5 separate regions of the Homo sapiens genome follow, and regions 2, 3, 4 and 5 are each linked to region 1. The links are chromatin loops, found by intact Hi-C in ENCODE. Cell type or tissue: B cell. All regions are shown on one strand. Region 1 overlaps PDYN-AS1 (PDYN antisense RNA 1). Region 2 has its middle 120 kb from the start of SIRPA. Region 3 has its middle 93 kb from the start of SIRPA. Region 4 has its middle 51 kb from the start of SIRPA. Region 5 overlaps LOC124904857 (a long non-coding RNA gene).

Evidence for each region. A loop is a pair of places that touch in the nucleus more often than their neighbours do. Peaks named below come from ENCODE experiments on the same cell type or tissue, not always from the same donor. Only the 100,000 strongest peaks of a DNase experiment are listed, where the experiment ranks them.
Region 2: a loop joins it to region 1, with 2.7 times the contacts of the local background. A loop is called at or near these places in 13 of 110 quality-filtered maps.
Region 3: a loop joins it to region 1, with 11 times the contacts of the local background. A loop is called at or near these places in 22 of 110 quality-filtered maps.
Region 4: it touches region 1 in a loop (11-fold over the local background); 3 of 110 quality-filtered maps call a loop at or near these places.
Region 5: it touches region 1 in a loop (11-fold over the local background); 3 of 110 quality-filtered maps call a loop at or near these places.

The regions. Positions count from the first base shown.
Region 1 is chr20:1,952,657-1,956,656 of GRCh38, reverse strand. The region is part of intron 2 of PDYN-AS1 (PDYN antisense RNA 1); the gene reads right to left. Among named protein-coding and RNA genes, the nearest start is that of PDYN-AS1, 7.4 kb to the right of the region's middle. RefSeq lists an enhancer at 2,055-2,144. In B cell, no CTCF peak of the experiment used is centred here; DNase peaks (open chromatin) are centred at 1,996, 2,606, 2,716 and 3,726; H3K4me3 peaks cover 2,160 bases; H3K27ac peaks cover 2,254 bases.
Region 2 is chr20:1,775,502-1,779,501 of GRCh38, reverse strand. It overlaps the pseudogene LOC100289473. Among named protein-coding and RNA genes, the nearest start is that of SIRPA, 120 kb to the left of the region's middle. In B cell, CTCF peaks have their summits at 1,877 and 2,076 (motif pointing right); DNase peaks (open chromatin) are centred at 2,091 and 2,521; H3K4me3 peaks cover 951 bases; H3K27ac peaks cover 539 bases.
Region 3 is chr20:1,800,551-1,804,550 of GRCh38, reverse strand. No RefSeq gene overlaps it. Among named protein-coding and RNA genes, the nearest start is that of SIRPA, 93 kb to the left of the region's middle. RefSeq lists a silencer at 930-1,179. In B cell, CTCF peaks have their summits at 2,062 (motif pointing left) and 2,070 (motif pointing left); DNase peaks (open chromatin) are centred at 160, 840 and 2,040; H3K4me3 peaks cover 1,936 bases; H3K27ac peaks cover 1,858 bases.
Region 4 is chr20:1,842,824-1,846,823 of GRCh38, reverse strand. No RefSeq gene overlaps it. Among named protein-coding and RNA genes, the nearest start is that of SIRPA, 51 kb to the left of the region's middle. In B cell, no CTCF peak of the experiment used is centred here; DNase peaks (open chromatin) are centred at 1,133 and 1,923; H3K4me3 peaks cover 385 bases; H3K27ac peaks cover 1,017 bases.
Region 5 is chr20:1,868,555-1,872,554 of GRCh38, reverse strand. LOC124904857 (a long non-coding RNA gene) reads left to right here. Exons shown (of 3, transcript XR_007067496.1): 3 at 369-1,764. Among named protein-coding and RNA genes, the nearest start is that of SIRPA, 25 kb to the left of the region's middle. RefSeq lists an enhancer at 1,528-1,687. In B cell, no CTCF peak of the experiment used is centred here; DNase peaks (open chromatin) are centred at 8, 464, 1,504 and 3,587; H3K27ac peaks cover 696 bases; H3K27me3 peaks cover 492 bases.

The sequences.
Region 1 (4,000 bases):
GAATAATGACTTGAAAAATGTTTTTGAACAATTGTTAAGAAATCTTGATTAAACAATTATATGCATATTCATCATAATTAATACTTCTTGTGTGCTTTACTAATTAACTCATATAATCCTTATAATAATAATAATCTTATGAGGCAGGTACTGTCCTTGTGGACTCAGAAGTTGCATCATGGAGAGGCAGCCTAACTTCCCTGTGGGCAGGTAGTGGGTGGCAGAGCTGGATTCCAACTACTGGTGCTCAGGAAATCTTAGAACACTGAGTCCAGTGCTTCCCAAGGTGTGGTCCCTGGACCAGCAGCCCCACATCACCTGGAACTTGTTAGAAGTGCCAAATCCCAGGCCTGGTCCCAGACCTCCTGATCAAAAGCTCTGGGGGTGGGGCCCAGCAATCTATGTTTGAGCAACCCTTCCAGGTGAATGTATGCTCAGTTTTGAGAGCCACTGTGCAATTGTAAGGGCCGAAGGGAAGCTTCTCCTCTGTCCTCTTAAGGTTTGCTGAAAACGAACTATAATAGACAGATTAGTAAAAGAAAAAGGCATATGAAATTGTATTTAACAAGGCCAGGCATGGTGGCTCATGCCTGTAATTCCACACTTTGGGAGGCCATGGTGAGAGGATCACTTGAAGCCGGAAGTTTGAGACTACCCTGGGTAACAAAACAAGATCCTGTCTCTACAAAAAATTTTTTTAAAAAATTAGCCAGGCATGGTGATATGTGTCCACAGTCCCAGCTACTTGGTAATCAGAGGCAGGAGGATCACTTGAACCCAGGAGTTTGAGGCTGCAGTTGAGCTATGATTGTGCCACTGCACTCCAGCCCAGGCAACAGAAGAACATCTTGCCTCTCAAAAAATAATAATAATAATAAAATAAATTATTTAATGTGAGTAACACAGGGGAATTATAGGAGAATGATTACCCAATAACCCTTATATGCCCTTCTTCATCGGGGAAGGGGAAATGGGAGGTATAGGAGTAAGTGACTTTTTAGGGGAAATGAGTGATCCTAAAGAACAACTGCCTGAGACAAAATTCTTCTGAGCTCTGGGGGAGGTGGCGGGAAGGTAAGGGGCAGACCTTCACTGTAAACAAAGATTGTCTTACTATGCAGATGAAGCGTCCCAGGTGATCTCTAGGAGCTGCTCTCAGAAAAACAAATGAAAGTCTGTCTGAGCACGGTGACTACATCTAGTCTCTTTTCCAGTGGTTAATCTTTCCTGGTTATTTGATGAGATTCCTAGGGACGGGGAGTTTTAAGAAATTGCATTTCTCTTGGAAAGAAGCTTTCTTAGGCAGATAAGAAAATTCCAGCGACAGCCCCTCCTGGTGCTTTGGGAAAGTAAGAGGATCAGAGAGACAGGGAGGCAGGGCAAGGTCAGAAAGAGACCTTGAAACCGCTTCTTCAGTTCAGCACGTCAAAGCGCCAGATTCTGGGGTATTATTTTCTGAGCCTGAATACAACACTATTGCATCTTTTCTCGAAATTTTGTAAAAAGAAAGTATATGTATGTATAAAAAAGTCTGATGGATTGGTCATTAAAATATTAACAGTGTCACTTCTGAATGGTGGGGTTCTGGGTGATTTTTTTATATATATTTTTTTGTTTTATAATTCCAAAAGGTACATAATGAACTTCTGCATCCAAAGTAAAAGAAAAAAATACATGTTCTTTAAAAAAAAAAAAAAAAGAAGAAGGGGCCAGGCACAGAGGCTCACGCCTGTTATCCCAGCACTTTTTGGGAGGCCAAGGTGGGTGAATCACTTGAGGTCAGGGGTTCAAGACCAGCCTGGCCAACATGGTGAAACCCCATCTCTATTAAAAATACAAAATTTAGCCAGGTGTGGTGGCACAGGCTTGTAATCCCAGCTACTTGGAAGGCTGAGGTGGGAGGATCGCTTGAACCAGGGAGGTGGAAACTACAGTGAGCTGAGATTGCACCACTGCACTCCCCTGGGAGACACAGTGAGGCTCTGTCTCAAAAAAAAAAAAAAAAAAAAGGAACTCCGCTTCAATACTCAGTGAGATGGTATATATTTTGGGTAGAAGGGAAGTAGAGAAGAAAATGGTTCCCCTAAATCATACAGCAACTCCAGCAGTTCTTCTTCAGTGTGAATGAATCACCAGGGGGTCTTGTGAAAATGCAGACTTGGCCGGGTGCGGAGGCTCACGCCTGTGATCCCAGCACTTTGGGAGGCCGAGGCGGGCGGATCACGAGGTCAGGAGATCGAGACCACGGTGAAACCCCGTCTCTACTAAAAATACAAAAAAATCAGCCGGGCGTGGTGGTGGGCGCCTGTAGTCCCAGCTACTCGGGAGGCTGAGGCAGGAGAATGGCATGAACCCAGGAGTCGGAGCTTGCGGTGAGCCGAGATCGCGCCACTGCACTCCAGCCTGGGCGACAGAGCGAGACTCCCTCTCAAAAAAAAAAAAAAAAAAAAAAAAAGAAAGAAAAAAAAAGAAAATGCAGACTCAGTGAGGCTTGCGGCTAAGATGCTGCACTCCCAACCAGCTCCCAGAGGATGCTGAAGATGCTGGTCTAGAGTCCACACTTTAAGAAACAAGAGACCAGAGAGACGGAGGCTCTTAATCTCCAGAATGCAAGCTTCACGAGGGGCCTGGTCCCATGATGTGTTTCCAGTGCTGAGAACGGAGCAAAGAATAGTTATCTAATAAATAGATGGAGGTGCGGCAAGCCTCCTCATTCCTGGGGACCCAGAAATGGGGGTTCTGGTCATGGTTCTGTATCTGCTGCCAGTAATACCTTTGGCAAGCTGCGGCCTCCCTGTGATGACAACTGTCACTGGGCAGGGTGACAGCTCTGGACCCTTCTTTCCCATGACCCAATATGCAAGACCGGTTCAGCCTGGGCCAGGGCTACCCAACATGTCAGTCTTGCACCAAACAAAAAGTACCAGGAACTTGGTAACACAGGTGTTCTGAGAAGCCCAAAGAAAGGAACTAGAGATGAAGAAATATCTAAGTTGAGGTTTCCGTAGAAACATTAACTCATCTGCATAGGCTGCATGCTGCATTTGGATTACAGGTTAGGCTCGTAAGCCTGAAATAAATTATATACTCTTCGTATTATTCAACACTGTACTGTATAATAATAAATTATACAGTTATAGGCCTCAGCCCAAGTTATAACAAATTATACCACAGTGTATAATTACCCTGCACTGCACCATATAATAATAAATTAGACAGCTACAAACCTAAGTTGTGACTCCAGAAAGAGGAGAATGAATGGGGGCTACTGATCCATTCCTCTGACCAGTCAGATAAGCCCGGAGCCTGAGAATGAAGAATTTAATTGCTTATTCCTTCCTTCCTCCCTCCCTCTCTTCCTTCCTTCCTCCTTCCCTCCCTCTCTCTTTTCCTTCCTTCCTCCCTCCCTCCCTTCCTTCCTTCCCCTCTTATTCCTTCCTCCTTCTCTCTCTCCCTCCCTCCCTTCCTTCTTCTTTTCCTTCCTTCCTTCCTTCCTTCCTTCCTTCCTTCCTTCCTTCCTTCCTTCCTTCCTTCCTTTCCTTCCTCCCTCCCTCCCTCCATCCCCCTCTCATATTTGAGTGCCTCCCTGGTTTTTGGTGTAGACTTGACCATGGGAGCCTGAGCTGACTTGGAACGAGTCCCCATCTTTGAGGGCTCCCAGGCTGTGGGGTGAAGAGCATGTAAACTGAAAATGAAACAGTGTAACAACAGCTGCTGTGGAAAGAGTAAATTAATCACAGCGGCCTTGGTATCAGGTGTCTACCAGGTAGCAGGCATCAGCACAGGTGTTAACTCCTCATGCCCTGGGGGTAGGTATCATCGTCTCCATTTGACAGGTGAAGCGAGCAGAGCTAACACAAAATGTGACTCGCTTAAGGTCACACAACTATTATAGAAATGGTGGGTGGGAATTTTCACCCAGGACTGTCTATCTGACGGTTAGATTTCTCTGAGGGTGCTACCCAGTCGAGTCAGCTTGGAAAGCAAAAATCAAGTGTCA
Region 2 (4,000 bases), 180 kb after region 1:
CTGGGTTTTAATCCTAGCTGTGCCACTTTACAACTTGTGGGATCTTGTGAGTTACTTGACTATTTAATACCAGTTTCTTTATATAACAGGAAAAAAATGAGGACCTACTTCATAGCTGTCCTGTGAAGATTAAATGAATTATTCCTTATAAAACACACATAACAGTGCCTGGCATGCAGTGACTTACTTACGAATGTTTGATCTTGTTATTATCTGGTCCCAGACTCCCTTTCTAAACATCTTTGTTCTATTAATGTCATTGTTACAGTTTTTTTTTTAAATGTTTATTATTCATTTAATAATAATGAATATCCACTGTATGCCAGACCCTGTGCTCAGTGCTGGGGATGCAGCAACGAGCAAAATAAAGTCCCTGTCGTCATGGGCATCACCTTTTACTAATTCTTAAAATTATATTTTCTGATATGAAATATTTCAAAAATACAGAATATAGCAGACACCCAGGTACCCTTACCCATATTTAATGAATATTAACATTTAGCCCTATTTGCTTTACATTACGCATACAAGAAAAAAATATTTCTTTAAAAAAAGGCGAGAGACCTTGAGGCTGTTCCCTGGGAGAGGGAAGCATGGGTGGCCACAGGCAGGGGCTGATTTCACCAGGTCTTACTTCCTATTCCTCTGTCTAGTTGTCCCCACCCTGAAGATCACCACTGAAACCTCTGGGACCCATGTACATGTGCAAGACAGAGTGAATCTCACCTGCCACGTCCTCCACTTCTATCCCGCCCACCTGCGACTCACCTGGATGGAGAACAGGAGCATGATCCAGACCCTGGTGTCCCCTCGTCCCCTCAGGCCACCAGAAATCCAGATGGGACATACTCTCTGGAGCACACGTGGCAGGCAGAGGCCACGCTGGAGGAGCGTGAGTTTGCTTGCTGGGTGGTCCACGATGAGCAGCCCCCACTCAAGGCCAACGTCACCCTGCAAGCCCAGGTGCGCAGGCAGGGGAAAGGTGGGTACAGCCTCTGGCCCAGCCCCTCTGGACATCCCCTGTGGGCAGCACGGCTGGGGAGGGTCAGAGACTCAGGGCGGCATTGGATGATGGTGAAGGAAGGAAGGATACCCGCAGCTGGTGATACAACTCTCACACATTCGCCCCCAGACTCCACTTCTCACGCCTTCCTCCACACCCTCCCCAAGAAGAAAGGGTGGGACTCCCCTTCCCTAATTCCATGCATTCTTGATGTTGAAAGTTCTCCACCTTAACACTTGACTGCAAGAAATGGCAGAGGTTAAGGACTGCTGAGCACCAAAGTGCCTTCTAGAAAGGCTATTAATCAAGACTGGCACAGTTGAAAGTTTCTGGATGGCAACTTTAAACAGAGGCCAGAATTCTGAATTCAGCTGGAAAAGAGGGTCCATGCACGGCCTTACGTAGGGTCAGGGCAGGCCCTTACACGGGGTCAGGACAGACCCTTACATGGGGTCAGGACAGGCCCTTACACGGGGTCAAACAGATCCTCCTCCTCCTTTCCCTTTCCTTTTCCCCCTCACTTTCCTTCTCCTTCCATCCTTCTCTTTTTCCTTGTCCTCTTCACTTTCTCTCTTTTTTGAGTATTTTTATATTATCTTATTATTATTTTTTTAACTTTGGTTTTAGGTCTGGGCCCATGTGCAGGTTTTTACATAGGTAAACTGTGTTGGGGGCAGTTTGGTGTACAGCCTCTGTTATTTTTTGACTTTTTAATAATAGCCATTCTGGCTGGTGTGGGATGGTATCTCATTGTGGTTTTAATTTGCATTTCTTTAATGATTAGCGATGAACATTCTTTCACATGCTTGTTTACCGCGGGTGTGTCTTCTTTTGAAAAGTAGCTGTTCACATCCTTCGCCCACTTTTTAATGGTGTTATTTTTTTACTTGTTAGTTTATTTAAGTTCCTTATAGATTGTGGATCTTCGACCTTTGTCGGATGCGCGCTTTGCGAATATTTTCTCCCATTTTGTGGGTCGTCTGTTGGCCGTGCTGATCGTTTCTCTGGCCCGCCTTGCCGCCTGGAATCTCTGCCTCCGTCTCTCGCTCACTCTTTGCGGCCTCAAACCGTTTTCTCCACAAGAGGGAGCTGTCGGCCGGCAGTTCAGACCCAGAGAGCGCGGGCGGCGCTCCTTCCGCCCGGCTGGGATGAGCTCGGGAGAATGAACTACCGGCCCAGAGGCTGGGATGAGCTCGGGAGAATGAACTACCGGCCCAGAGGCTGGGATGAGCTCGGGAGAATGAACTACCGGCCCAGAGGCTGGGATGAGCTCGGGAGAATGAATTACTGGCCCAGAGTGGGCCGGCTGGGCGGTGGGGGCGCTCAGTGTCCGAGAGGGTGGGTGGAGGTCATTAGGATCGGCCGGGCCTTGTGAGCTAGGGGTAAGCCAGCCTATGGACCCACAGCCCTCCAGAACCACGTGAAGTCAAAAAGGACAGTCCCCTGGGGGCAGTGAGGGTGGATGCCTCGGAGTATTACAGCGCAGGCCGCTGCCAGGGTAAGGGTGCCGGACCGGCAACAACAGCCCATCTTCCCACCAGGGCCCTCCACCTCGCATTCTCTCTCTCCCTGACGGAATTGGCCTCTTATCTGGCTGCTGTAAGAATTCTTAAGAGGAATGATCCCACTCAGCTTTCAGTCTCCCCGTGCCTTTTTGTCTGTTGTCCAGCAGAGAGAAGAAAAACACTCACCCAGCAGGATATACAGGTCTGGCTGAAAAACTCAAAACTGGTCCTTTCTGATCAGAAGCAAGTTACGATACTTCTTTATTGACTCATGCTGGTTTTTTCTTCTTTTATTTTTCTCTTTTGCCTGCATGCGGTATATCTGGCCCACTGCTGCAACATTAACCCCCTGGGAGCATCCTTTTGATTATATGGCTCCGCTATGCAGCTTTGTGGGGCCCCGTGGTCTGCAGGGGGAAGGGCAGCCCCTTCCTTTTCTGGCATTTAGGCCCCTTTCTATTTGGTGTTAACAAAGCATTGCAGCTATCCTTCCCCAACCTGGCCCATAAATGCCTTCATCAGCACCCTCACCTGTTACGAACTCCCCACTCTGTCTCTGTTCCTACTGGGTGACACCCGTAGAGCATTTACTGCACACTAGGCATCCTCAAATACATTATCTGATCCTACAACAGAGCCCAGAGCTAGCACAGGGACCAAGGTCTCAGAGGTTCCAAACAGCATAGCTGGGGTTAGAATGCAGGCGTGTCTGTTCAAAAATTCAATGTGTTTTTCTGCATTTTTCTTTCCTATCCTGCCCGAGAATACAAAGCTTAGTGTTATCTCAAGTCTCTTCTCAAATCTCAATTTTAAATGCTCTATTTCTGATATTTATTTCTTCCTGAATTGTGTGGTCTTATCGGTCCATACCAGTTAGTTCTCACAATTAGTATTTAAACTACAAGGGCGTTCCCAAAGTCCCCCGACCTGGGGTTTTATTCCATTTACACCCATCTTCCGTGATTAGACTCTCACATCCTTGAAGCAGGGACTGGCTCTTATGTTTCGAGGTGGCCAAACGTCGGAGTCAAACAGATCAGTGTCCCCAGCCATGTGACCTAAGACAAAACAACTCCCTTTCTTTTTTTGAGATGGAGTTTTGCTCTTATGGCCCAGGCTGGAGTGCAATGGTGTGATTTCAGTTCACTGCAATCTCTGCCTCTCGGGTTCAAGTGATTCTCCTGCCTCAGCTTCCCAAGTAGCTGGGATTACAGGCACACACCACCATGGCCAGCTAATTTTGTATTTTTAGTAGAGATGGGGTTTCACCGTGTTGGTCAGGCTGGTCTCGAACTCCTGAACTCAGGTGATCCACCTACCTCGGCCTCCCAAAGTGCTGGGTTACAGGCGTGAGCCACCACACCTGGCCGCAACTCCCTTTCTGAGTCAAGTTTTCCATTGTTGTAATGACAATTGTTATACCCACCTCAAAGAGCCCTGCTTAAGATTCCTTTCCTTGACTCCTGCTTGGCATCTGGACAATGGGGCCCAT
Region 3 (4,000 bases), 150 kb after region 1:
CAGCTCTCTCTTGGGCGTGTCACCACTTTACATCCTTCCTAGTACAGCCAAAACTGGTGTAATGGAGTGTGCAAAAGCTTCCACTTGGGGCTGGACTGGCTGGGTCGAAACCCAGGCTGGGCCCAATATTCTCAAGTGCCGAGCCTACCTACTGCGCACTTGAGGCTATTGTTCAACCTGGTTCCCCACATATCGTGCAACCTGTTGTTTCTCCACCTATCGTGCAACCTGTTTCTCCACATATTGTTCAACTTCCTATTTCCCTTCAATAGATTATTCAACCAGCATTTTCCTATCTGTACAAGGGAGTGAGGATTACATGACCTAATGTGCATATAGCATAGAGCAGAGCCTGGCATAAGCGCTGCATTGGTGTTTGCTACGATATTAACACTTGTTGCTATTTGAAATTATTTTGTCTGTATGTTTCTTGTTTATTTCCCTCTTCTCTCTGACAGGCAAACTCCCCACAACAGCCTCCTCAACGCTGCCTCCCACAGTGCTTGGACAAAATAATTACAGCAAGATGCGGGCACTGAGCTGACTCCTTATGTAGGACATCCCAGTGCAGGTAGAGAAACTGAGGGACAGTTGGAGGTTCCTTGCCCTTGGTGATGCGGTGAGAGGGCCTGCAGGCACCAGCCCGGCCGCCCGCACCGCTTCTCGCGGACCCCAGCGGAGCCGCGCTTCTCGTGCCGCTCCTGAGGGTTTCCGCGGCGCCGGCGTTTTTGTTCCCGGCGCGTTTAAGTCGTTGAGGCCGAATCAAGCGAAGGCGGAAAAGCGGCGCGCAGCCCGCGTCAGCTGCAGTTCCGTCCCCCTGGTTCCCGGTGCGCTAACAAAGGCATTTGCATGAAAACAGGAACCCCGTCTGCAGAAAGGACTCGTTGGCGGGGTGCATCGTGCGCTCCAGTGCCCCTACCGCGGCGCCCCGCTCCCCAGGTGGGGAAGAAGCGGGGTGCGGGGACTGGCCCCAAACACGGCTCGGCCGGCGGGGACCGGCACGCTGCGGCCCGGGCGACCCCCTTCTCCGCCCCTTTCCCAGGCCGGCGGAAACGGCCGTCTCGGGCGTGGGCGCGCTTCTGCGGACTCCTCGGGACCTTTTACCCAGGCGTGCGGCCGGGGCGCCCGGGGCCTCGGGGAGCCGGCGCCAGCGTGCGGAGCGCAGCGGAGCGGAGGGAGCGGCGGGAGCGGCGTCCGTGGCTGGTCCAGGTCTGGGGCGCAGCCTCCAGGCTCGCCCTGCGCCGCTCTGGGCCTCGGCCTCTTCGCCTGTTCGACCGGGGCGCAAGCGTGTCACAGCGCCTGTCTGCAGGGGGAAGCGGGCTTCCCAGAGGGGCGCGTGGCTCGCAGAGGGGCTCCGGGAATATCCGCTCCGTTGGCCCTTTCCAGAGCTTTTCCTTAGCTGCTTCTCCTTTGAAATCCGCCTTTTTCCCAGCAGCCCTTGGAGGCAGGATAAATTAAGTGGTAAAAGCAGAGGATTAGGAACCGGGAACCCTGGATTCAAATCCTGCCCGCCGCTGACCAGCTTTGTAACCATGAGCAGGTTACTCCGCCTCTGGAGGCCTCAGCTTCCCCGTCTGTAAAATGGGGCCTAACACAGTCCAGAAAGTGCTTAGTGCCGCAGTGTCACACACCGAGTGCTTAATTCATTCTTAAAATTATCACTTCCAGCTGTGGGACAGGCGCAGGGTAGAAAGGGGTTTTCTTAAGGTCACAGGCGGGGTCAAAGGCAAACCCTCCGGGTCCTCACAAGTAAGACTTGCGAAGCAGCAAGTTCCCCAAAGGGTCTTATCCAGCCGGGTAAGGAGCGCCGGGGCATCTCCCCCCTCTCTCTCCGCGAAGACGCACAAGCAATGGCTGGCGAACCTACTGCCTGGAATGGGGTTCTTGGGTCGAGACCTTTAAAAAAATAAAGAAGAGGAAGAAGAAAGAAAGAAAACAAACAAACATGCACGCAAAAACGGAATGCCAGAGCCTTTGATCTAGGAGCCAGCTTGCTATTCAGGGCCGACCACCGTCTCGCCGCAGTTCCTCCCCGGGAAGGAAGCCTCGCGCTGCCCTCCGGTGGCAGGCGAGGTAGTGTCGCCTGGGCGCAACTCACAAGCAGGGGTTTACCGGAGAAGCCAGCTTCGCTCTGCGCGGGTGGGGGCTGTGGGGGAGAGAGGAGGGAAAATCGGAATTGTTCCCTGACTGCTGTTTTTTGGTCCCGGTGGATCTTGGGAGTCTTGGAAAGAGAATAATAAGGCTCTCTGCATTTGAAAGGCATAGGAGTTTTTACATTCTGGTTTTATTTATTTTTGAATGGATAACACATTTACACGATTCAAAAGATAAAAAAGAGGATAGCGTGAAAAGGAAGTCTCGCTTCCACTCTTGTTCCCCAGGCACCCAGTTCCCCTTCCTAGAGACAGCCATTGTTACATGTTTCTGTGTACCCACCCGGAGACAGTCCATGCAAATGCAAGTATTTTACAGGATCAATAGTAGCTTGCTCTGTATACTCTTCTGCCTCTTGCTGCTTCGCTTAAAAATGCATCATGGAGTTTGTTCCATGTTGATTCACATAGGGCTGCCTCGTTCTTTTGAACAGCTGCATAATATTCCATTGTTTGGCTCTCCTGTAATTATTTGATCAGTGTTCTATTGATGAGCCTTGAGGCTGCTTCTAATCTTCTGTAATCACAGTGTGTTACAACAAATAAGCACCTACATGCATTGTTATGCCTAGGTGCCAGTGAGGCACATAGCTATTGCGGTATAACAAACCACTCCGAAATTCAGTGGCTTTAAATAGAAAGCTTTTGGTATTGCTCATGTGGGTCAGCTGGGTAGCACTGCTGATCTGGGCCAAGCTCAGCTAACTTTGCATTTGCTCCTTGTGTCTGGGATCAGAAAGGGTGGGTCAGCTGGGGCTGGTTTATTTAGGATGGTCTAAATCACATGTCTGGTAGTTGACTGGCTATCAGCTAGGGTTAGAGGGGTGTTCAGGCTATGTGTCCGTCAACATCTGATAACATGCAGTGCCTCCTGAGACTGTATAACTGGTGTGAATTTACATCCATTACATTCTGTTGGTGCAAACATGTCACAAGCCAGCCCAGATTCAAGAGGTGGGGAAATAGAAATCACTTCTCCCAGGGAGGAGCAGCAAAGTCACACGGCAGAGTATGATGCAAGGGCCCTGAGGTATTGTGGCCATTTAAAAATATATTTATAATGTTATAGTTAGCATTATGGTGATAACATTACCTTTGGATATAAACATTACCTTTGCCATTACCTGACAGACGTTACCTCAAGCCTCAAGGCTCATCAACAGAAGACTGATCAAATAATTAACAACAATAATAATTAACAACAACAATAATTTCAACAGAAGACTGATCAAATAATTAACTAGGCCATCAGGGTTGACATTAAGTGATATTGATATTGATAGCATATTCTCTTGATATAACTTTTTGAGAATGACACTGTACCTCTGTGGTTTTCCTCCCCCAAACCAGTCTAATAATAACCCCAGTCTAATAATGAGAATAGCCTCACAGAATAGCCGCTATGCACAGCCTCCACTTAAGGGATGGGGAGTTATGCTTCACTTCCTTGAGGGGGCAGTATGTAATAAGTTATTTGGAATTCTTCTGCTACTGGTTTATTCAGTCATTTATTCTATCCGTGTGCACTCATGGATATTTATTTTGTACTTTTCATTATAATCCAATACTATGTTATTTATATTGTTGCTTAAATTGTTCCAGTTTTGGCGCCTGGGAGCTCTCTCTATTGGCTCCTGTTTCCCTTTGCCATAATTTTTTGTTATGTTTTTGAGCCCTTCCTTACTTTCTGGCACTAAAGCTGCTCCAGACTCATCTTGCATATTTTCTTCCCAGCCCTAGAATCAGCCGTTTCTCCAGGGAGCCCGGTTCCTTTCACTGGAGAATGTTCTTAGAAACAGATCTGGATGGTGGGTTTGCATGTTGCTATTGGGGACCCACTACCAGGG
Region 4 (4,000 bases), 110 kb after region 1:
ATAATGGATGACTTTAACCATTTTAACAAGTTGAATTGGATGAGAAAATGGAAGTTTCATAGTAGGAAGTGACCAGGGGGTGAGGGCATTGGGATTCCAACCTCAGACTGACAGCAGAGCTTTTGTTCTGTTAGTCTGCCTTTAGCTACCAGCTCTCCCAGAGACCTGGGCTCAGTTCACCAGTTTATTCACAATGAAGGATCCAGGTGGCCGGTCCCCATGGCACCTCACTGTGGCCAGGTCTCTGAAGAGTAGAGCCAGCTCAGATGCAAGCTTCCCCACTTGGCCTTCCAGACCCCTACCATCTGGCCCCATCCACTTTTTCCTTCCCATTCCCAGGGCTCCCCTGCAGAGAGCCAAGCTGGCCCCTTCCTCTGCCAGAACCACTCTCCACCTTGTTCTCCATCTTTCCACTCCATCCCAAACATGGCTCTTCTGTGTCTCATTCAATGAGCTGGGTCACTTAACATGTATTTAATCAGCTTGGATTCTGGTCTCTTCACTTACCAGCTGTGTGAGTTAAGTAAACAATTCGCTTCTCTGTGCCTCAGTTTCCAAACCCATGAAGTGGGGACAATGGAAGGACCTATCTCAGGGAAATGGCATGAGGATTGGCAAGTTAGACCATGTATCAATACAGAACCAATACAGTGCCTGCCTCTCAGCCAGTCCTTAGTAAGTGTTAGCCATCATTAACAGTGACAGCTATGATGTGGGGACACAAAGGTGGCTCAGGCCTGACTCTGCTCTCTTGGATCCCCCAATCCCGAGGGGCATCAGGCGTGTAAACCCAATCCCTGTGATCAGGGATAGAGATGGCACAGGCCGGGGACAGCCTGGAAGAGGGGCACTTCCTTTGCCTGCCTGTCTAGCCACTTGGCCGATCAGAGGGACAAAGTCACTGGGCTGTGAAAAGTCCAGCTGGCCAGGCCATGGCAGGAGCCCCCTCCTGCTGGCCCTTCCTCCAGTCCCCACCCCAGCCAGCCACATTTGCTCTTGTCAGGCAGAGGAGGCTGGGCACTGCACATGCGGGGCTAAGACTGAGGTTGTGCACACAGAGACGTAGGTAAGGTGTGAACTTAGGCATGCCAACTTGCATGCTACGAGGCATATCAGCTGGGGCAAGTGTGCTCAGTCAGCCAGATAGACCCAGACAGACACATGCACGCAGAAAGAGCCCTAACATCACAACGGCTCACACATGGCTCCTAGTATGTGCCAGGCATCAATCCGAGCATTCCACATATATTCATTTGTTTGATCCTCACAACAACCTTATAAGGTATGTTTTATTAATATGCCCATTTTACTGATAAGGAAAGTGAAGCAGAGAGGGGGTTGAGTAATTTGCTCAAGGTCATACCCAGTAAGTGGCAGACCTAGATTCCAACCCAGGGAGTCAGGCTACAGAGACAGAACTCTTAACAGCTGTGCAGATCCATGAAACACATGCACAATGACACACACTCATTTTGGACATGCAGACATGGATACATGCCTCCTGATGAACATGGATACCTTCCCAGGTATGTATAAACACAAAGACAAGACGATGTATAAACACAAAGGGATGTATAAACACAAAGACAAGGGATGTATAAACACAGAGATGTATAAACACAAAGACAAGATGAAGATGCCCATGCACACTTGCATTCACACAGTTGGGGAGGGCTAAGTAAACCACTGTTTAACTTGTGGGCAGCAGACTCAAGACCCCTATGCAGCCATAAACACTCAGGCAGACACACTCAGAGGTAGGAATGCACATGCTGTGTGTACACGTGCTAAGACTCCTTCCACAACCAACACACAGAGAAACGGAAAACAGCAATCACGATGGATTCTTATAGTATCTGCTCAGGCTCTTAGCTGACTTCTCAGTTTCCCTTCCTCTCTACGGCAGCAGCAGCCCCAGAAGGGTGGGGGCTTCCCCCATGTGATTCCCCAACGTGTTTGGCGCAATGCCTGGTAATAACATACGCTCACCCTTTCTGGCTTTCCTCACTAGAAAGAGTGTCAGGCCCTTTGCAGTTAAAAGCTTCACTTTACAGTCAGACAGGCCCAAGATATTGCTCTCAGCTGCCCTACTTGTGAGGCAAGGGATTTCACCATTCCAAGCCCACCACTCTCCCCCTAGAACGTGTCCTAGCCACGGTGGCCATTGCTCCTGTACACCAGGGATGTGCCCACCTCAGGGACTTTGCACTTGCCTTTGCCTGGATAAATCCCTGGCTAAGTACGTTTTGTGTTGCTATAGCACTATACCACAGAATGGGTAATTTATAAAGAATGGAAATTTTCTTTGGCTCATGGGTTGGAGGCTGGGAAGTCCAAAATCCAGGGGGGCTGCATCTGGTAAGGGCCTTCTTGCTCCATCATCCCATGGCAGAAGGTGGAAGGACAAAGGGGTTGGGAAAGAAAGAGAGAGAAGAAGGGAGTCATACTCATCCTTTTATTAGGAATGCACTCTCTCTTTCTTTTCTTTTCTTGTCTTTTTTTTTTTTGGAGATAGAGTCTCACTCGGCCGCCCAGGCTGGAATGCAGTGGTGCAATCTCGCTCACTGCAACCTCCACTTTCCAGGTTCAAGTGATTCTTCTGCCTCAGCCTCCTGGGATTATAGGCACCTGACACCACATCCAGCTAATTTTTGTATTTTTAGTAGAGACAGAATTTTGCCATGTTTGGCCAGGCTGGTCTTAAACTCCTGACCTCAGGTGATCCGCCTGCCTCAGCTTCCCAAAGTGCTGAAATTACAGATGTGAGCCACCACGCCTGGCCTAGGAACCCACTCTGTCAGTAACCCACTCCTGTGATAACAGCGTCAATTCATTCATGAAGGCAGAGTCCTCATGACCTGATCATGTCTTTAAAGTGCCCCTCTTAACACTGTTGCATTGAGGATTATGTTTCCAACACATGAGCTTTAGGGGACACAGTAAAATCAGAGCACCCCTTCACCTCCTTTAGGTCTTAAATGTCACCTTCCCAGTGAGGGCTTTCCTGGTGTCGCTGTTAAATTGCAAACCTCCACTCACCTCCCTTGCTCTCTCTACTCTCGCCCCTTCACTCTGTACACTTCTCCATTCTGTTCCCTGCCCCAACAGACTTGTTTTAATTATTTATTTATTGTTCATCTGCCCCACTGAAGTGTAAGCTCCATGAGAGCAGGATTGCTTCTTCACTCTGGTGTCTCCCGAGCCCAGAACCATGCCTGGTGTGTAGCAGGAGCTCGGTGACTCTGGGGAATGCAGAATGCGCTTCGCTTCATAGAAGGGTAGGAGTAACAACGCCCTTGCAGGGTAGTTGGGAGGCTGGGGAGAATCACTCATAGACGCTACATGGGACATAGCATCACCTCAGAGCTCTTTTTTAAAACTCACATACCTATGATCTGCATGGTAAGAGTTGCATGCAGCAGCTGAGTGAACTCAGTGAACCCTGAAAGGGCCCCTTGACAGCCACTCCCCCATCCTCTTTGCCCACCCTCCTCCCCGGTTCACCACTGTATGTTGGTGGACATGTTTCCAGGCCTTTCCCATATATTTACATCTGCACAGATATAACATGTGTGTCATAGGTATGCATCATACATCAATAAGATCATTCTCCATTTATTTGATAACTATTCATTGAGCACCTACTATGTGCCAGGCATTGTTGTGAGGCATGAAAAAGTGAGATTCCTACCCTCCAGAGCTGACACTCTAACAGAGTAGCCAGCAGACAAAGCTAAAGTATTCTTCCAGGTAGTGATATTAATACATGTTATGAAAGACATACATTTAGGTAAAGGGATAGAGGAGGATAGGAGTGGGGTTGTGGGGGGGTGCTTTCAGTCCAGGGGGTCAAGGAAATGTCTCCTCTGAGGAGACATTTGACTTGAGCTTGGAGGATGGGGAGGAACAAGCCCTGCAGATATCCAGGACAGATTCTTGGTAGAGAGGACATTGGGTGCCAAGGCCCCAAGCATGGCATGAAATTAGTGGGTTGGAGAAC
Region 5 (4,000 bases), 84 kb after region 1:
GCTACGGTGGCTCTGGTTGTCACTATTATGTGGACTATTATGTCTACTGTGCACCTGCCAGATATCCTCTGGGTACATTGGTGCCATACCTTCACCCTGTGACTGGGGCGCAGGAGCCCTGGGGATGCCCCACTCACCCTTCCAGGCAAGAATGAGTCCTCCCATTTTACAGATGAGGTAACAGAGGCTCAGAGAGGCAAAGTGATGGGCTGTGGGACACACATCTGGAAAATGGTACAGTCAGCACATACACACGCACACATCTGGCTGTGCTCTGGTTGCCTCTAACAAGCATTTATTGAGCCCCTGCTGTATACCGAGCATTTGTGATATTTGTGAGCATAGTCATTACCTACATCCTCTCATAGGCTGGAGGCAGCGTAAGAGGAAGGAGATCCTCCTACATGGCGTGATGGGTGCAGCAGCAGCAGCAGGTGACACTCATGCAATGTGCCAGGCACACACCCAAGGATGTCTCATCACTCCATGCCACAGCCCTGTGGTCACGTGGTGAACATAGCTTGGGTGGTGATGAGCAGCCAGCCTTGGTCCAGCCCCTGTTCTCAAGTGTGGGTGGTCTTGGGTTGACTGGGGTTGGGGGGAGGTTAGGAAACAAGCCCTGTGACCATTGGACCTTTCTCAGGTAGTGGTGGGCGGTGTGAGCTTTATGTCTTTGCTCTCAGGACAACACAGAGCAGCTGATAATGCTGCTGTTCATTGACCCTGTGATGGTACTGTGGTGTAGTTTATACAATTGAACCTTCGGATTTCACTTACTACCTGAGGGTGGGTTTTTAATGGTCTGTTATTATTATCTCCATTTTACAGATGAAGAAAACTGAGGTTCAGAGATTCTAAGTAGGGAGGATTTGAATCTGGCGCTTGATTGCCAAGGCCTGTCCCCTAACTGCCTCCTGGTTCTCTGGGGAGGGAGGGATGAGGCAGGTCAGGGGCTCTGGGCTGGCTTCCCAAAGGAGGAGGTGAGGGCTAGACTGAGACTTGACGGACAAGCAGGCGTGGGACTGATGGAGCGCGTGTGTGTGTGTGTGTGGAGAGGGGGTGGCGGCTTGGGCAGGGCTTACTAGGTGGGGCCCAGCGGGGCTGGAAGGTGGGAGCAGGGGAGCCGGCTGCAATCTCAGCTTGTCACCTGGGTTACCCTGTGTTAGTAAAATCAAAGTGAGGTCACGCCCCCTCCTGCACTCAGAAGACTCCTGTGGCTCCACGTTGCATGTGGAGGAAAAGCCGAAGTTCTGACAGTGGCCTGCCAGGCCCTGCCCTGGCTGACCCCGGCCACTCCTCTGACCTCATGTCCAGTCTAGGTCCCCTTTGCTCACTGAGCTCAGGCCGTGCATTCAGGAACCACGTCAGGGATGCTCACGGCCCTTCTGCCTGCAAAGCTCTGCTCGGAGATATCTAGAGGGCCCCCTTACCTTGCCAAATCTTTTCATAGACAGGCCTTCCCTGACCATCTTATTTAAAATTGTGACATCCCCCTTTCCGCACCCCTGCCTCTCACACTCTCGCTTCCCCTTTCTTGGTTTAATTGCTACTTTTTCACAGCACTTATCAGCATCTGACATGCTATGTATTTTACTTGCTTATTTGTTTAGTGCCTGGCAGTCCCTGTAATGACGTCAGCTTTAACTGAGATTTTGTCCATGTTATTCACTGCTATATCCCCAGAGCCTAGAACAATGCCTGGCACATACTAGGTGCTCAATAAAATAAATTGTTGCCTAAATAAAAATACCAGCAATGACCCCATCTCATCATCATCCCTCTGCAAGTCATTTTATTTTTTTTCCAGTTTTGGAAGTTGAGGCTCAGAGAAAGCAAGGAGCTTACCCATGGTCATGTAGCGAGTAAAGGGGCAGGGTGGGTGCCCAGCTCTCCTCAGGAAAGAAGGACTTACTGCCCAGCTATTGGTGGTGCAGCAAAGTCCCTGTTGGAGATTGCCCAGTTAAGGAGAGCAGTCTTGCCTGAGGTCATGTCCCCTCCCTGGGCAGCTCATATCTGATGACCGATTTATTCAGGCTCTAAAGGCCCAGCCCAAGCCACTGACCGCAGCCCCAGGCTCTGGTGGCAGTGGAGAGAGAAGCACAGCTTACTTACACCTGACAGCCCTAGGCAGAATGTTTTAGATGCCATATAAGTTGAATTATGTCTTCTCCCACCCGCACCAAATTCATATGTTGAAGCCCCAACCCCCAACACCTTAGCATGTGACTGTATTTGGAGATTGGGTCTTTAAAAAGGTAATTAATTACATGAGGTCATTGAGGGTGGATCTTAATTCAGTATGACTGGTGTCCTTTATAAGGACAACTTTATAAGAAGAGGAGATTAGGATGCAGACACACACAGAGGGAAGACCAGGTAAAGACACAGAAAGAAACAGCCATCTACAAGCCGAGGAGAGAGGCCTCAGAAGAAACCAGCCCTGCCAACACCTTGATCTTGGACTTCTAGCCCCCAGAATTGTGAGACAATAAACTTCTGTTGTTGAAGCACCAGAATATCCTGTGGCTCCGCATTGTGTGCAGAGGAAAAGCGAAAGTCCTTAGAGTGACCCCCAAGGCCCTGCCCTATCTTCTCTCTCTAGACCATAAGTTCCCTGGGAGACGGGTGCTTGTCTGTCTTCTATACTGTGTCTCCAGTATCTAGTGTAGTGTCAGAAACACAGCAAGTGCTCAATAAGTATTGATTGATTGGATTTGCAAAATGACCAGATGTACAAAGTCATTGTGATGCTTAAGTGAGGTTTTAATTGTGAAGCATCATGGCACAAAACAACAGAAATTTATTGTCTCACAATTCTGGGGGCTAGAAGTTCATGATCAAGGGGTCAGCAGGGTTGGTTTCTTTTGAAGCACCAGTATCACAGCCAATTGTGACACTTCGTTTTTTGTTTGTTTGTTTTTGTTTGTGTTTTGAGTTGGAGTCTCACTCTGTCTCCCAGGCTGGAGTGCAGTGGCATGATCTTGGCTCACTGCAACCTCCACCTCTTGGGTTCAAGCCATTCTTCTGCCTCAACCTCCCAAGTAGCTGGGATTACAGGCACCCGCCACCATGCCCTGCTAATTTTTGTATTTTTAGTAGAGAGGAGATTTCACCATGTTGGCCAGGCTAGTCTTGAATTCCTGACCTCAAGTGATCTACCCGCCTCAGTCTCCCAAAGTGCTGGGATTACAGTCATGAGCCACAGCGGCTGGTCGAGTGTGATACTTCGTTATGGCAGCGCTAGCAAATTAATCCAGTGCATTTGCTCATCCAGTCCTTACAAGATCTGCACAGTAAGTCTCATAATTACCCCATTCTGCAGATAAGGAAACAGGCTCAGAGAGGGACAGCGACTTGCCCAACATGACCCAGTTCAGCTCTGTTCTGACCCCAAAGCCAGAGGCAGCGTGCAGTCTAGTGAGAAGATGGGCTTTCACAAGCAAAACTGATGAAGCTGCCTTGGCCATCTGCCCTCATGACTGGGCAGTGCTGTGTGAGCTCAGAGGACCAAGGGCTCCATTTAGGGCAGTCAGCCAGGCTTCCTGCAGGAGGCAGAAGCCCCTGGGCCTTGCAGAGTAAGTACAATTTCGTTAAGGATAGTGAAACCACAGAATTCAGGGTAGACAGCTGCTGTTCAGGGGTGTGGAGGGAGGAATCCTCATGGCCTCCTTGGGTAGGTGCCTCAGTTGCTCATTTGGACAGAGCACAGGGTCCAAACTAGGTCATGGCCGGTCGGGGGAGGAGAGGAGGAAGTGAAGAATTGACGCCAGGTGAATCATCTGGCATGTGTAGTGTGAAGTTATCACATGAGACTGGATTTTAATGTTTTGGTTTTAGGACCCCTTTATACTCTTAAAAATTACTGTGGACCCCAAAGAATTTTGTTTATGTCAGTTTATCTATTGATAGTTACCATGTTAGGAATTAAAACATTTAAGAAACACACTTGGCCAGGTGTGGTGACTCATGCCTATAATCCCATCACTTCAGAAGGCTGAGG